Regions from separate parts of the Mus musculus genome. Here region 2 is linked to region 1. Evidence: chromatin loops called from intact Hi-C (ENCODE). Cell type or tissue: gastrocnemius. All regions are shown on one strand.

Region 1 (8,000 bases):
GCCAGAAGGCAGTGGTAGAACCTTCTTTGTGATCACTAGTGTACGCTCGGCCACTCACACTGCTTACATTAGATCCAAGGCACAAGGTTTAGCCACTCACCTGAGTGTTCTCACCAGGAATGAGGTCAAATATACTGAGTATCTGGTTATTATTCCTAAAACCATATTCTCCTTGGGCAATAAGCAAAGCTTACTAAGACTTCGGGCTGTACACTATTAGCAAGCCAGAGATAACCTGCATTAAAAAGGGTACCCACTTCTTTCTAGAACTATCTGATCTGGGAAAACTAATCTAAAATTATCCAACTCTAAGACCATTATGGGACTAAAAACAAAACAAAATGGGGGTGGGCAATAAGCTCAAATGTAGGTGGTGTGACTGAATCTGCAGCAGATCCCAAAGCCCTGGCAGCTGAAGGAAGGGTACTTACTTTCAGGAACACATCCAGGTCTATGACTCCCCGCCGCAAAGCTTCTCCAAGGTAAAAGATAGTGTCTTCAATAGCATTTTCCTCTGCATACAGATTTAGAATCTGTTTATACAGTGGGGCTGTGGGAATGATAACTTCATCAATATCATTATTTTCAGATTGATTTTCCATTTTCTCCAGAGCAGAACTTAGTTCTTCATCCTTCTTTTTCAAAAGTTCTATGTTTTTATCAACTTCAGCCTGAAAACAGAACAGTCCATGCATAACTTTATACTGATTTGTACACGATTATTTGCTATGACACATCTACAACTCAACCTCAGACGGTATTTGGAGCATCGGACTAATACTTCCAATAATATATTGGTGGAATGTGGGAAGGAATGACGAAAATTCCCCAAAATGAAAGTAATTGTGAAAGAGATACATGGTACTGCCAACTGGACTGCCAGACACAGTCCAAAATAAAGTCTCTCCCCATGGACAATCATGAAACAAGAAATTCCCATAGGAGAAATTCCTCCCATCTATGGGAAGGATTTGATTTTCAGAGCTACAACGCATTGCAGGTGGTGGCTGCAGGCTCTGCATTACATCGGCACTACATTCTTAAACTGAAATGGTTGGCTATTATGATGCTCATTTTATACACACACAGAGAGAAAGCCTGGAGAGGGAAGGGGCACAGGCTGTATTGATTTGAAGCTCTCAGGCCCTCAGATGTCTCTGGATGACAAAACCAAGAAGCTGCTGAGCCACATTTTTATTAGAGTGTGAGTGTGTGTGTGTGCGTGTGTGTACCCCGATATGGGTGCTGGACACTTAACCACTAAACCATCTCTCCATGTCCCTGAAAGGCACTTCTAATACTGACTTAAATGCTTAGAAATACAATTCTCTCTTAAGTGTATAGTTCAAGGTCCAAGTGTGTTTGCCATTCACAGAACTCTGTAATTCATATTCCCTGTGAAGTGGCAGCAATTCACCCTGGAAGAAGTGCAGTATTCTAGATAGCACTTTCCAGTGGAAGATCAATGAGGCTGCACTTGAGACCTTATGGCTATAGTATTTCCTCTAACTGATGACCTGCCTCAGCTCCTGAGAACTGAGATTATAGGTACATTCCAGCAATCCTGCTTAGAGAGCTCTGTTCACATACCTGAAGACAACTACTGTTCACTGAACTTTTACTTTACAACATCAAGGTTTGCACAGAACCCTTTGCCTTAGCTGTAATTCAACCCACGATGTTTTCAGTGCATTACTACTTTTTGTTTTTGTTTTTTTTTCTTTCGAGATGGGGTTTCTCTGTGTAGCCCTGGCTGTCCTGGAACTCACTCTGTAGACCAGGCTGGCCTCGAACTCAGAAATCCGCCTGCCTCTGCTTCTCGAGTGCGGGGATTAAAGGCGTGTGCCACCACGCCCGGCTTACTTACTACTTCTTGATCTAAGCGGGTGACCATCTCTTCCAGTTTCTGGTGGCCTTTTTTCAGATCTTCCTCTGTTCGTTTCAAGGCATTAAGCTCTGCCTGGGCACCATCCATTTCCTCCTTCATCCGCCATCTCAGTTTGTCACTGACTGCTGAGATGAGAGATGCACGGATAGTGTCCTCACTGATTGTGCCATCTCTGCTGGGACCTGCAGGAGATAATGCACAAACTCTGGACATGAAGGCTCAGGTAGGTGTTCGCCATTCAGAACCCTTGGACTTCCTCACAAACACTTAGCCAATTATAATCTGTATCCTTTTGCTGTAAGCAGCTGATTATAGTTTGAAGAGTTGTGTCAATCCTTCTACAGAACGCTAGAACTGAAGACGCACTTGGAACTGCTAAACTTAATTAAGACCACTGAGCACATACCATAAGCGGACAACCCTAGTTCAATTTCTGGAACCCAAGTAAAAAGCCTGATGCAGCAGCCCTCATCCAACACTCTTGTCTTGAGATAGGAGGCAGCAACTGAACTGCATGGAAGTCTATAGGCCAGCAGTAGAACCAAGAGAGATCCTGATTCAACAAGTGAAAATGAGAACCATCAAACTCTCACCCACCCCTTCTCTCTCTCTCTCACACACACATACACACACAGACACACACACACACGGGGGTGGGGTGGGGGTGGAGACAGGCAGTCAGGCAAACAGAGACAGAGAAATAGAGAGAGACAGAGACTTCACCATTCAAGACGGGTAGGAGACATTTTTTCAGCTGCTATCAAAGAGATGTATTCCACAAGCCCCGTTCATAGACTCATTCTGACTAACTGTTCAGGAGTTGGGAGAAACAGCTCTGTGGTTATAAGTGCCCATAATCAGGAAGCTCACAAAATCCTGTAACTCCAGTTACATGGTATCTGACACCCTCTTCTGGTCACCACGGGCACCTGGGCATCAGCACACGCGTGACATAAACACACACACACACACACACACACACACACACACACACACACACACACAAATAAATAAGTATAATAATAACCATAATGATGATGATGACAATAATAGGGCCTAACTATTCCGTCATCCAGACAAGATAAAGGCCATATTAAAATCTCTGGTTACTTACACTGTACTAATTAATAAAGTAGTTTTTAAAAAGGAAGAGGGGGCCAGGCAGTGGTGGCGCACACCTTTAATCCCAGCACTTGGGAGGCAGAGGCAGGTGGATTTCTGAGTTTGAGGCCAGCCTGGTCCACAGAGTGAGTTCCAGGACAGCCAGGGCTACACAGAGAAACCCTGTCTCAAAAAATCAAAAAAAAAAAAAAGGAAGAGGGAGGGTAGAAAGTAAATGACTGTGCTCACAGAAGGCTTGGAATCGCTAGACCTTCAGTTTTTAGGTGCGTCAGTCTTTCAGTAGCAAAAGCATGGAGTTCTCTGTGGAATCTTAAACTGTCAGATGTTGTGACATTCAGCCTAATAACAATAAATAAAATACAAACAAAAAAGCCTGCCCCCCAAAACAAAACAAGACAAAAAGGAAGAGGGACTGGAGAGATGGTTCAATGGTTAAGAACACTTCCTTCTCTTATAGTGGCTCCATGTTCAGTTCCCAGCATACACATGGCAGCTCAGAGTGCCTGTACCTTCAGTTTCAGGCCATCTGCCCTCTGAGCTCCTATCTGCTCTTGGTGCACACAGACTCACACAAAGCAAAAAAAACACGCATCACCTAAAAGGGGATACTTCCTACAAGAGATCAGAAGACCAGCGAAGATGATGATCTTACTATGTGCCCATTCTGACAAAGATACATAAGGAATAGAGTTTATACTTGTCTTTAAAAGACCCCAGTCTACAATAACCCATATGAAATTCTATTATGTTTATCTGATGCAAAATGCTGTTGTCCCCATGATCAGGTACCCAGATGATAACAGCAGCACTCCCCGTTTCATTTATCCGTGTTGTAGAAGTTATCTGAACAACAAAACTTAAGGGTCTTTTTATGTGAGCTTTCCATACACAAGCGCACCAACACATTTGGTTAAAGTCACCTTATCTGGTCTAATGGATCATGTCACACTGATGTTAAATTCAAATCCCTAAAGAATACACATTTAGTTTTAGAATTTATATAGTTCTTATAAACTAGGTCAAGGGCATTCTCCATAAGGTCCATATAGAAATACAAAAGACCACAAGAAGCCCACAGCATCCTGAGCATAAATACAATGCTGGCATCACACATTTCAAGTCATACTATAAAGCCAGGGGCATGCAGAATAATGGAACAAAGTGGAGAAGCCAGAAATAAGCTCAAGTATTCTACCATGTGATTTTTACTAAAGATGAAAGTCATGAAAACCCAAAACTTCCAATGTAGAAGACCGAAATTAGGTACCTATCTCTTATCTGAAAAAAATCTAATAAACAGAATCAAAGACTTTAAGACTCTAAACTCTGGAATTTCCAACAGCATAACAGCATATTGAGGAAAGACTTAAAGGTCCAGGAGTACCCAGTGACTTTCTGAATCTGATCTCAACAGCTCAGTTAATACCACCTGACAAATGGGACTGCATCAAATTAAAAAAGTTCTGCGCAAGAGAGTAGACAGCCCATAGAACATAAGGAAGTCCCTGTCCACTCTAGTTTACGTAGCATCTATAAAGTCTGTGGGAGGCTAATTCCAACGGAACCGTGGATGTAGCTCTCCTGGTTAATCTAGATTAGGTCAGCTAAGGTGGGAAGACCTAAATGTGAGTGCCACCACTCCATGGGTTAGGGTCCTTGGCTGAATAACGAGCTGCTTGGCTGCAGATGCAATGTGACCATCTGTCCCCATATTCTCACTACCCTGATTTCCCCGGCAAGATGGACACTACCCCCAAACTATGAGGTAACTATACCTTACATTCACTTTGTCAGGCCCCCTGTTCAGTTACTAGGAAAGTAGCTAATATGATAGCGCAGCCGATAAGGGTGCTTGCCTGGCTTACCCCTGGGTGGATCCCTGCTAGCTTTCGAACTAGGCATGGTGGCAGACATCCTAGCCACATTGCACAAGTTTGGTTCCCAGTACCCATATCAGGTGGCTCCTGGGCACCTCTAAGCCCATTTCCAGGAGTTTCCATGTCTGCTTCTGGCCTCCACAGGTACCTACATATACATGGTACATACAAAATAAAATAATACATAAAAAGTAAAACAAAGCCTTAAATAAGGTTATGCAATAAGCCTAGGTTAAGAAAAAAGTGTTATAGAAGGTATTACACACACACACACACACACACACACACGTACACGTCACGTTTTCTCTCACATATGGAAACTAGACTATCAAGAAAGAGGAAGTGAGCCAGACAGTGGTGGCACAGGCCTTTAATTCTGGCACTTGGGAAGCAGAGGCAAGTGGATCTCTCTTGAGTCTGAGGTCAGCCTGGTCTTCAGAGTGAGTTCCAGGAGAGACAGGACTACACAGAAAAACCCTGTCTTTACCCTTCACCTGCCAGAAAGAAAGAAAGAAAGAAAGAAAGAGAGAGAGAGAGAGAAAGAGAGAGAGAGAGAGAGAGAGAGAGAAAGGAAGAAAGGAAAAAAGAAAGGAAGGAAAAAAGCACTTGGGAAGCAGACAGGTGTCTGTGAGTTCGAGGCCAACATGGTACCCCTATATCAAAAATCAAAACAATCTGAAATGGAAAATCCCAGGGTTTTTGAAGTAGTAGAAATGATGGGGCAGGAGAGACAGCTCAGGGGTTTGGAAAACTCACTGCCCTTACATGAAATCTAGGTTCAATTCTCGGGACTGATGTGGCAGTCCACAGCCACCTGTGCCTCCAGCCCAAGGGCCTCTGTTCCCTCATATGAATGAAAATAATCTTAAAAAATCCCAAACATTCTGAATTTTAATCCAAAATTCAGTGAGCTGCTTTCCACTGAAACACGAGAGAAGAACTGCTTTAAGAGTCTAAGCTTTTAGACATCACACTATTTGTTAAGTGACTGAAGAGAAATCCCATATTCTCCATATCTACTATATACTGAGCAAATCTGTTATATCAAGTCCCCACACAATGACAATTACCCAAGCAAGCAGAAGTAGATTTCAGAACTGTGGAGTGAAAAAGGTCAAAAACTTTGTAACTATGGGCTTTTCTACCAGTGCCCCCAATTCTCAAATAATGAATCTGAGAGTAAACTCTTTATGAATAAATGCCTAGGCCATGAACTTGGGCTTGCTTCCTGACTAACTCCTTAATTAACCCCTTTATTCTATTCTGTGAGTGCCACATGGATGGTGACTCCTCAGTTTCATGCATCTGTCCCTGCAGAGATCGTGGTCATCTTCCCATGCCGGACTCTATCTCAGAGTTCCTCTCTCCCTATCAGAACACCCACCTCTTATTTCCTGCCTCAATTAACAGGCCATTGGCTTTTTATTGTAGGTGATGCTTCCACACAGTACACGCAATTCTCTCTACAAAACTTTAATATCTGCTCAAAACATGTCAGATGGTATCCATCACCAAATTTAACCCTTAGAAAATAAGACATAATTTTCCCAGTGTTAGGGAACAGAAAACTCATCAAGTAATTAGGTCAGTCTTGCAATCACCTTAACATACGATAAATGAAATGACCTCACCAAGCTCTCTGACAGTACTTACTGACCTCTAGTTCCTATAAAAGACACCATTTCATATTGAATGATTATTCATAGTGAGTGAATCTATCATTAGCCTATCAGAAAACATGATAAACGGTAGCTTTTCTAATATTTTATTATTCTATGTTTTAAATTTTATGAGTATAGGTGTTTTGTCTGCAGAGGCCAGAAGAGGATGTGAGATTTCCCGGAACTTGAGTTACAGACAGTTGTGAGCCACACATGTGTGCTGAGAATGAATCCTGGGTCCTCTGGAAGAACAACCAGTGCTCTTAACCACTGATTGATTATCTCTGCCCTGACTTTTCTGAGTTTTAACCCTTAACCCCTGGTCCACAAAACTGGCTCTCAACCTTTTCTCAAAAAGTAGAGTATAAATTGAAGACACCCAAGCCGATCTCTAGTCTTCCTTCATACATCTGTATACACATATGAAAGCATACACACAGGAACATACATACATACATACATACATGTTTAAAAAAAAAGACAAATAATACTTTTAGACTGGAACTGACAGTAGGCAGAACCTGCTGGAAACAAAGCCAAGGGTAAGTGAAGACACTAGTCACTGTACAGCAACCATGGAGCCTGAGTTATCACAAACTATCTGCTCAAAAGTAGGTCAAACCACGAGGATTACTTTTTTATATAACAACAACATGAAAGGTCAGTTTCTGACATAGGAGCAAACCTTCCAAACAACTGCATACACAGAATCTTCATGTATGGTACTTGGCAGGGTGCTAATGAGGGCTCTTAGATGGGCTCAGGTTTGACAGTGTGCCAGCTTTATGTAAGCAATAGGCTCTAGCTCAAAAAAACAAAAAACCAAAAACCAAAAACCTTATGTGATCACAGTAAAGCAAAGTGAAGAAAGCTACCAACAACACACCACAGGAGACTCCACTTACTCAAAATCCTCAATTTTCAAAAATAGCCAATAGTTTAGCAGGAGGCTAAGGACTCAATAGACCACTACCTACTAGTGTGTTATTGTCAGGTCCAGTCTTGTGCAGGCAACCACAGAGCAGCTGCTCTGCAGTCATGACTGAAACCATTGGGTCACAGGTGATCTGTTTTTATAAACCATGGTAAGTATTAGCTGATGTGGCTACTCTTCAAATCTCAAGTCAAATCTAACTTTAAATGTATCATTTTCCACAAAAGCTCATTTTGAGGATAAATGGAAAATTTCTAAGCTATAAAATTCTTCAAAACTAATGTTCTGAAGTGAATTACAAGACTTTTATGGGCAAAAGGTAAGCTAATAGGCCCAATAACCGAATAACCTGAGTTCAATCCCTGGACCCAGTGGTAGAAGGAAAGAACAGATTCCCCAAACTTGTCTTCTGAGCACACTAGTGCTGAGAATATACATACACAAACAAATGTAACAAATGTTTAAGTCTTCACAAATGAGATCAGAGGATAATACCACAGTTTTATCTAAGAAATAAG
Region 2 (8,000 bases), 77 kb before region 1:
TTGCTCTTTACTTCATTTCATTAAGTCTCTTCTCCCTATTTATAGAAAGGATACTTACTTAGATGCCTGTCAGCAGTACATAAGAAAACTTTAAAGTTTATACTCTTCCATTTCTACATTTAAGGAAAGGAGGGGTAATGTCTGTAACATAGATGAGGTTTGTGTGGCTAGTGTTACTTTGTAAAAAACTAATAGGATATAGCTTAGTGGTAAATAGCTTAACTGAAGATTCACAGGGGGCTAGGTTCAGTTCCCCAGCACCAAACCATAAAATGAACCTAATCTTATTTTTGTGATAGCTTTATCGGGATTAAAAACACGTTTCAGTATTCTGTATCTTCAGCTTGTTGTAGCAGGATATATATGGCCCAATTAAAAATAGAGAATGTCTACATTACTTCAAAAAGCTCACAGCATCAGATATCGTAGTGTATGCCTATAATGCCTTTAGCAAACAGATAGAAGGATCAAAAGTCTATGTCTCAACCGGGAATGGTGGCACATGCCTTTAATCCCAGCACTAGGGAGGCAGAGGCAGGCGGATTTCTGAGTTCGAGGCCTGCCTGGTCTACAGAGTGAGTTCCAGGACAGTCAGGGCTATACAGAGAAACCCTGTCTCGAAAAACCAAGTAGGGGAAAAAAAGGCTATGTCTCATAAACTACTTATCACTCGTTTTTGTTGTTTTTTTTTTAAAGTCCAAGTATGGTGGCCCATGCCCTTTATTGTAGCACTCAGAAGGCAGAGGCAGGTGGGTCTCTGAATTCAGAACCAGCCTGGTCTACAGAGGGATCCAGGACAGCCAGGACTACACAGAGAGACTTTGTCTCAAAAAACTTTTTAGATGTAATAACTGGTATGACCAAAATGTAGGAACCAGTACTTACTTCATGTTGGTTATTGGTGAAATACTGGCTTAACCATGGTAGACGGGCTTTATTTTTTATGCTCTGAAATTTCAGTTAGTTTCTAACAAAAATACCATATCATTAATTGCAGGCAAAGTTGCAGGAGTCCATTGAATATGAAGACTTGGGAAACAACAATTCTGTGAAAACGATTGCACTGAATCTCAAGAAGTCAGACAGGTTAGTTTGGCTGATGGAAGCGAAACACTTATGCAACAATCATTGCAGAGTGTACTCTGCCAGTCTGAAGTCAGTTTGTTGCCATAAAGTGCTTTAAAAGTTTGCTTTATTAAAGAACTTGATGTAATTGTATGAGACCGTGACTTAAGTAGAAGCAGTAGTTCAAGGATGTCCTCAGTTGTACAGCAAATTTAAGGCTAGCCTGAGCTAATAATAAGACTCATTCAGAACTCAAATTCCAGGGGATCCAGCTCCCTCCTGACACCAGGCACATGTGGTGCAGATAGATATACAGGCAAAACACTAATAAAATAAATCTCTTTTTTTCAACTTTATACATACCTGGAATACATCCTAAATGATTAAGGTCAAGGAAACTTAATTTTTATTACACGGTGTATATTTATGTATCACAGCAAGTGTGAAAGTCAGGGTCAGCTTAGGATCAGTTTCCTCCTTCCACTTGGGACCCAACTCAAGTCATCACATTTGGCAGCAGGTCCTTTACCCACTGAGCTATCTCACAGGCTCAAATTTTGAATTTTCATGCTGTTTCTTTCTTACTGCCATTTATAGAAATTAAATTACAAGAGCTGGAGAGATGGCTCAGTGACAACTCATGTTGCTCTTGCAAAGAACCCTAGTTTGATTTCAAACACCCAAAAGTGACTCAACCACCTGGAATGTCAGTTCCAAGGATCCAACATTTGGGTTCTACAAGCACCTGCACCCACATGCACATACCTGCCCACAACCACATAGTATAGAACTAACAGTGAAAATAGAGCTGGGACTGGAGAGATGGCTCAGTGGTTAAGAGCACTGGTTGCTCCTCCAGAGGACCTGGGTTCAATTCCCAGTGCCCACATGGTGGCTCACAATCATTTGTAATGGGATCCGATGCCCTGTTCTGGTGTGTCTGAGGACAGTGATGGTATACTCATATACATAAAATAAATAGTTCTTTTAAAAAGTAAAACTCAAACGGGAAATTTCTTTTTGCTGTAAGGGAATGTTTTGTTGATACAAAAATATTTGAAAGGCAGATTTTATATATATATATATATAATTGGTTACTTCTGTGCTGATACCTAGGTATTACCATGGTCCTACTCCAATTCAGTCACTGCAGTATGCAACAAGTCAGGACATTATTAACTCTTTTCAAAGTATTAGACAAGAAATGGAAGCTTACACACCCAAGTTAACTCAGGTAAGTGACTTCTACTGTTTTACGGCCAGAGTTCTTGTAGCCACTACCTCAGGTTGTAAGCATAGCCAGTTGAACTGTATGGCTGAATATTTGTTGTGGGGGTTTTTTTTGTTTGTTTATTTGTTTGGTTTTTGTTTTTTTTGGTTTTGGGGGTTTTTTTGTTTTGTTTTGGTTTGGTTTTTTGAGACAGGGTTTCTCTGTGTAGTCCTGGCTGTCCTGGAACTCACTTTGTAGACCAGGCTGGCGAACTTAGAAATCTGCCTGCCTTTGTCTCCCAAGCACTGGTGTTAAAGGCGTGCACCACCACTGCCTGGCTCATTTGTTGCTTTTTATACTGGGTTTTGTGGGGCCATTTTTGGGAAAATGTATAGTGTACTAGGAGCTGTATGTAAGTAGTTGCGTCTATAAAACTCAGACCCATAGATTAGGAAACTGAGAGCCAGAGCAGTTGCAGAACTGCAAGCGTATAGGACAGCTTGGCTCTGTCTACCATGTGGGTCCCAGGGATTGGATTCAGGTTGTCAAGCTTGGCAGCAGCGTCTTTACAAACAGAAGTATCTTACTTACTTACTTACATTACTGTTTAGTAATGTCAGACCATAGTTAACTAAAGCCTCAGAAGTCAGAATCGTAGCAGGCAGAGAGGTTAGGTGGTTCAGAAACTAGCACTTTATGCTGTTCTTGTTTCAAAAGACTCACACTTGGCTCCCAGAACCCACAGTGGGTTTCACAGCCACTTGTAACTCAGCTCCAGGGAACCTGAATTTTTTGCTTGTTTGTTTTTAAGGTTCTGTTATGGGGTCTGCTATATTCCTGGCAGATGGGTTTTCTACACAGACTATTTCTAGCCTCAAGAAATGTCGTTCATTCTGGTTGCTGTGCATAGTGTATTTGCATGGGAGTAGAACAACTGTTGAGGCAGATGCTGAAAGGGAGGTCAGTCAGTTCTTGACTCCTTTCTTGCAGGTTCTCTCAAGCAGTGCTGCTAGTAGCACCATCACAGCCCTGTCACCTGGAGGAGCTCTTATGCAGGGAGGGACACAGCAAGCCGTAAACCGTACGTGGTGGGCCACCTTCTTTCCCTTTTCCTCTTTGCTTCAGTTAGTGCTAAAGAAATGCTAAGGCTGTGCTGGCTTGTCTTTTGAATTGTTACATTTCTTTATTGGGGGTGAGGAAATTGTCAGAGTGCCATGGCACATGTGGAGGTGGTGGCATATGACTCAGGAAGAGTCAGTTCTCTCCTCTCTGTAAGTTCCTGGGTTCAGGTTGCCAGGCTTGGCAGTAAGCGTCTGTATCCATGAGACACCTCCCAGTACTGTATTACTTTTTCCTTAACGGGTTGGGATATTTTGGTGAAAGTTTGACCTCCTTCAAGTTGTGCATACACTGCTCTGCTGAACTTTACATTCAGCACCTGGAGTGGTCATTTTTAGGACTGGGAGTAGCTGTTGCCTTACGGCTCTCTTCTTCTTTTTGCAGAGATGGTGCCAAACGATATTCAGTCTGAATTGAAACACTTGTATGTGGCTGTTGGGGAACTTCTGCGGCATTTTTGGTCTTGCTTTCCTGTTAATACACCATTCCTAGAAGAAAAGGTTAGAACTGATTGTAATTACAACCAGCTGCTGTGGTAGTGGCCGAGAGGTGAACATGCATTACCTTGGGCCAGCTTAGGATGACTGTTAGGCATCCATACATCACGTAAGCCTCCCTGTGTCTTTATGGAGAAGGTATTAGTCATAATTCCCATTTCGTAGATTAGGAAATTGAGACATGGCAATTGTCTAACTCTGAGCATACAGTTTAGCCACTCTACGTCTAGACCATAAACAATTGGAAAACAGACTCAGCTTGCTGTTTATTTGATACATTTTTTATTGATTAAAATCACAAATAAAAATAAAAAATAGGGGGCTGGAGAGATGGCTCAGCGGTTAAGAGCACCGACTGCTCTTCCAAAGGTCCTGAGTTCAAAAATCCCAGCAACCACATGGTGGCTCACAACCATTTGTAGTGGGATCTGATGCCCTCTTCTGGAGTGTCTGAAGACAGCTACAGTGTACTTACATATAATAAATAAATAAATTTTTAAAAATAAATAAATAAAAAATAAAAACCAACAAATAAAGACTGACATCAAACAGCACTAGATTTTTTTTCTTCTTTTTGTAGTCCTAGGGTTAACCCCAGAGATACCACACAAGTCTTTTACCACTAAATTTCGTCCCAAGCTCTAGCATGAAATGTCTGAAGTTTAAAACTCCTGTTGCCTATTAAAGAGCAGTTAACAAAAATATTTATAGCATCAGTAGCAATACTAGCTTCCTTGTATACATTGCTCCTTGAGCAAATATTAAGGAAAAGACGGGGCAGGTGGTGAAGCTGGCGGCAGAGCATGTGTTTAGTATGCTCGAAGTCCAGGACTCACTCAGCAGCAGAAGAGGGAGAACAGAGTAAAAACAGTAGTCAGGGGACCTAACAAGCAGCACTCTAGAGAATACAAGAAACAAGCAGGCTGGAGTCAAAATCAAACAGAGGAGATAAAACCTTGAGTTCAAGATGTAAACATCAGCTGGGAATGGTGACGCAAGCCTTTAACTCCAGAACTCTGAATTTGAAGATAACCTGGTTGACATAGGAAGTTCAAGGCATCCAGGGTTATATGTAGTGAGACCCTATCCTAAATAAATATATATAGCAAACTCATTTCAAATTTTGTTTTAAAGTGCCAGGTAATAGGGCCAAATACCTTTAATCCCACCACTTGGGAGACAGAGTTAGGTGGATCTCAATGAGTTCGAGGCCAGCCTGGTCTCCAGGGCAAGTATCAGGACAGCCAGAGCTACACAGAGAAAACTTGTCTTGAAAAAAACAATTGCCTTAAAGTTGGACCTGAAAAGATGGCTCAGCAGTTGAGAGCAGTTATTCTTGCAGAGCATCTGAGTTTGGTTCCCAGCACTCATATGGTGGCTTGTAATCACTTATAACTCTAGTTCCAACAGAGGACAAAAGGCACACATAGCATACCCGCAGGCAAAACACTTACATGTGTAAAAAAAATACATTTTCACGAAGTAAATAATAAAAACTTACATTAAGGAAATTAAAGTATGTATAAATGTTTAGCTAGAGAAATTGTTCCTATGCTATCATGTAAGATTAAATCAGTAGAAAAAAGTGAGTTTGAGGCCAGCCTGGTTTACAGAGTGTTCCAGGACAGCCAGGGCTACACAGAGAAACCCTGGGGAGGGGGGGGCCGTGGGGGGGACAGAAAAGGCTCAAATACCCAAGAGAACTGGCTGAGAAAGCATGGTTTAGACACAAAAGTCAAACATTGTGTGGCCATTTAAAATGGTGACTGAGACAAGTACTTACTGAGTAAAAGATGTTCACATGAAGAGAAGTTTTAAAACAGTGTGAACCGCCTCTGCGTGTGTTTATGCTCACGTAATTACGACAGGGATTGAGACAATTATCTACTGAATAAAAGATGTTCATGTTAAAGTGGTATGAACGGATTCCTTGCAAAGGTTTATGTTCACATGACTAAATATGTGGGACATAAATTATAAGCATAAAGATGAGTGATAGTAGTGAAATACACACATTTTAACAGAAGTCACCTCTTAGAAGACAGTCTTTCTCTCAGTTCCTGCAGGTTCTTTACAATTTCTCTGTAATTCATTGTTTCTCATCTTTTTTAGGTAGTGAAAATGAAGAGTAATTTGGAACGGTTCCAAGTTACAAAGCTCTGCCCATTCCAAGAAAAGATTCGGAGGCAGTATTTAAGCACAAATGTAAGCCCCAGTTGTCTGCCTCTTTCTGAATGATGAAATTAACTTTGTTCTCATATATGCGAGTACATTGTTCTTTTCTTTGCTCAGGATGCTATTTTTCATTTTAAAACCTTCACTGCATTCAAAAGAGTATATAAAGTATGTGTACTTAAGCTAATCTGTAGCTGGCCTTTGCTGCTTTGTGAGTTCTTATTTTTCCCACCCTTTTATCTCCCCTTTCTCCCCAATTTTACTCCCTATCACTAGATGGGAGAGAGAGAGATAGAGGTCTCTGAATCTAGTGTCTTTTTTTCTTGAGCATGACTACTAACAAACCACAGCCAACCCCTACCCCACCTCTCAGGCCTTCCCAAACATTTATATACCATATGAAAAGTTGCCAGAATTCCAACATCACAGTCTTGGAAACTATATCTGCAGTTGGTGAAACCGTGCCTCCGTTAGAGCATGAGGCAAATCAGTTAGCTAAGGCAGAGCAGCCAGGTTTTGCACTTAAAACAAAAAGATATTCCTATAATATTTCTGGGGTTTTTTTGTTTGTTTGGTTGGTTGGTTGGTTTGGGTGTTGTTGTTGTTGTTGTTGTTTGTTTGTTTTTTTTATTTTTTTAGAAACCAAAATTCCAGAATTCTCACTACACTAGCCCCAGTTACATAATGAGATCTGTTCCAAAAAAAGTACTTGCCAGTTAGTGAAAATATTCTCAGTGCCCTATCAGCTGCACAGCAGTGCCTCCTTCCAGCCTTTATGAGAATCATTCTACTGCTTCTCTTTGTGTTCTATTTTATGTAGTGTGTTAAAGCAGGATGGAGGTGTGTATTTGCTACACTCAGAAGAAACGTGTAGGAGTCAGTTCTCTCTCCAGACCAAGTAGGATGTAGGGTCAAGCTCAGACTGTTAGGCTTGGCTCCAGTGCCAGCTCTTCTGGCCTTCTGGTTTTTCTTTTTTCTTTTTTAAATTTAATCATCCATAAAAGCTGTGATTTAATCTGACAGTAAAACACAAAAAACAATATTAGAGTTGGTTTAGTATATTATATATTCTAGCTTTGAAAGCCATAGAAATCAGTTATCCCAGTTTTTCCCTATTAAAGACCCATTTTTCCAAAGCATCATGCACAATTTTAATTAGAATATAATGACAGATGATATTTTCATAATTTTAAATATAAAATGAAGTCAATGACTCAAAAAAGTTATCTGCTGCAATGAGTTTGAGAGGAGATTTCATAATCTATATCATTACAGATATAAAGTATGATGGTTCAATTTTTTAGTGCTTGACAGGGAGGAGTCATGATAAAAACGTCAATATGAAATCATTTGATTATAGTAGTACATTTAACATTTGAAATGCATCCATGCTCTTCTGTATAATTGTATTAGAGTCAAGTATCTTATTTCACATCTGTTATAACTGCTATTGCAAAGGAGAAATACTATGTCTTCTTTCCAAGAGATATACACAGAGCAACTTTGTCTCCAGGGAACTTGTGCAAACCAATATAAGATCTAAATTCTTCACATAATATATAAAACAGGAGAAGCCTCTTCAGATTTCGTTTTTGAAGTCTGGAATGCTGGCACTTTCCAATTAGGCAACAGTTCTTCATTTCTGTAATCTGGCTCAGAGCTGCTGCTGACTTCAGGTCTAGAGCAGCAAACATGATTTCTTTTTAGGCTTCTTCTTTTCCACTGGTGTTTTTCTATTTATCTGTCTGACCAGGTCATAAAATATCTCATTAACGTTGATCTTTGACTTTGCAGAAGACTCTAAAAAGGCACAGTTACACCACTGTCTTGCTAAATTCTGGCCTTGTTCTTTGCCAACTACCCGCTCATCTTCCAAGTCACATTTATTGCCAACCAAAATCATTGGAACATCTTCTGTGTCTTTAACCCGTAAA

What was found. Hi-C counts contacts between places; a loop is a spot of excess contacts. Peaks named below come from ENCODE experiments on the same cell type or tissue, not always from the same donor. Only the 100,000 strongest peaks of a DNase experiment are listed, where the experiment ranks them.
Region 2: a loop joins it to region 1, with 2.1 times the contacts of the local background. A loop is called at or near these places in 5 of 42 quality-filtered maps.

Annotation. Positions count from the first base shown.
Region 1 is chr7:46,890,491-46,898,490 of GRCm38, forward strand. It overlaps Tsg101 (tumor susceptibility gene 101), which reads right to left. Exons shown (of 10, transcript NM_021884.4): 8 at 1,868-2,070; 9 at 432-671. Among named protein-coding and RNA genes, the nearest start is that of Tsg101, 25 kb to the right of the region's middle. In gastrocnemius, no CTCF peak of the experiment used is centred here; no DNase peak of the experiment used is centred here.
Region 2 is chr7:46,813,119-46,821,118 of GRCm38, forward strand. Gtf2h1 (general transcription factor II H, polypeptide 1) reads left to right here. Exons shown (of 15, transcript NM_008186.4): 10 at 998-1,086; 11 at 2,182-2,299; 12 at 3,266-3,356; 13 at 3,779-3,894; 14 at 6,004-6,096. It also overlaps the pseudogene Gm9392. Among named protein-coding and RNA genes, the nearest start is that of Gtf2h1, 21 kb to the left of the region's middle. In gastrocnemius, CTCF peaks have their summits at 3,284 and 4,325 (motif pointing left); no DNase peak of the experiment used is centred here; H3K27ac peaks cover 989 bases.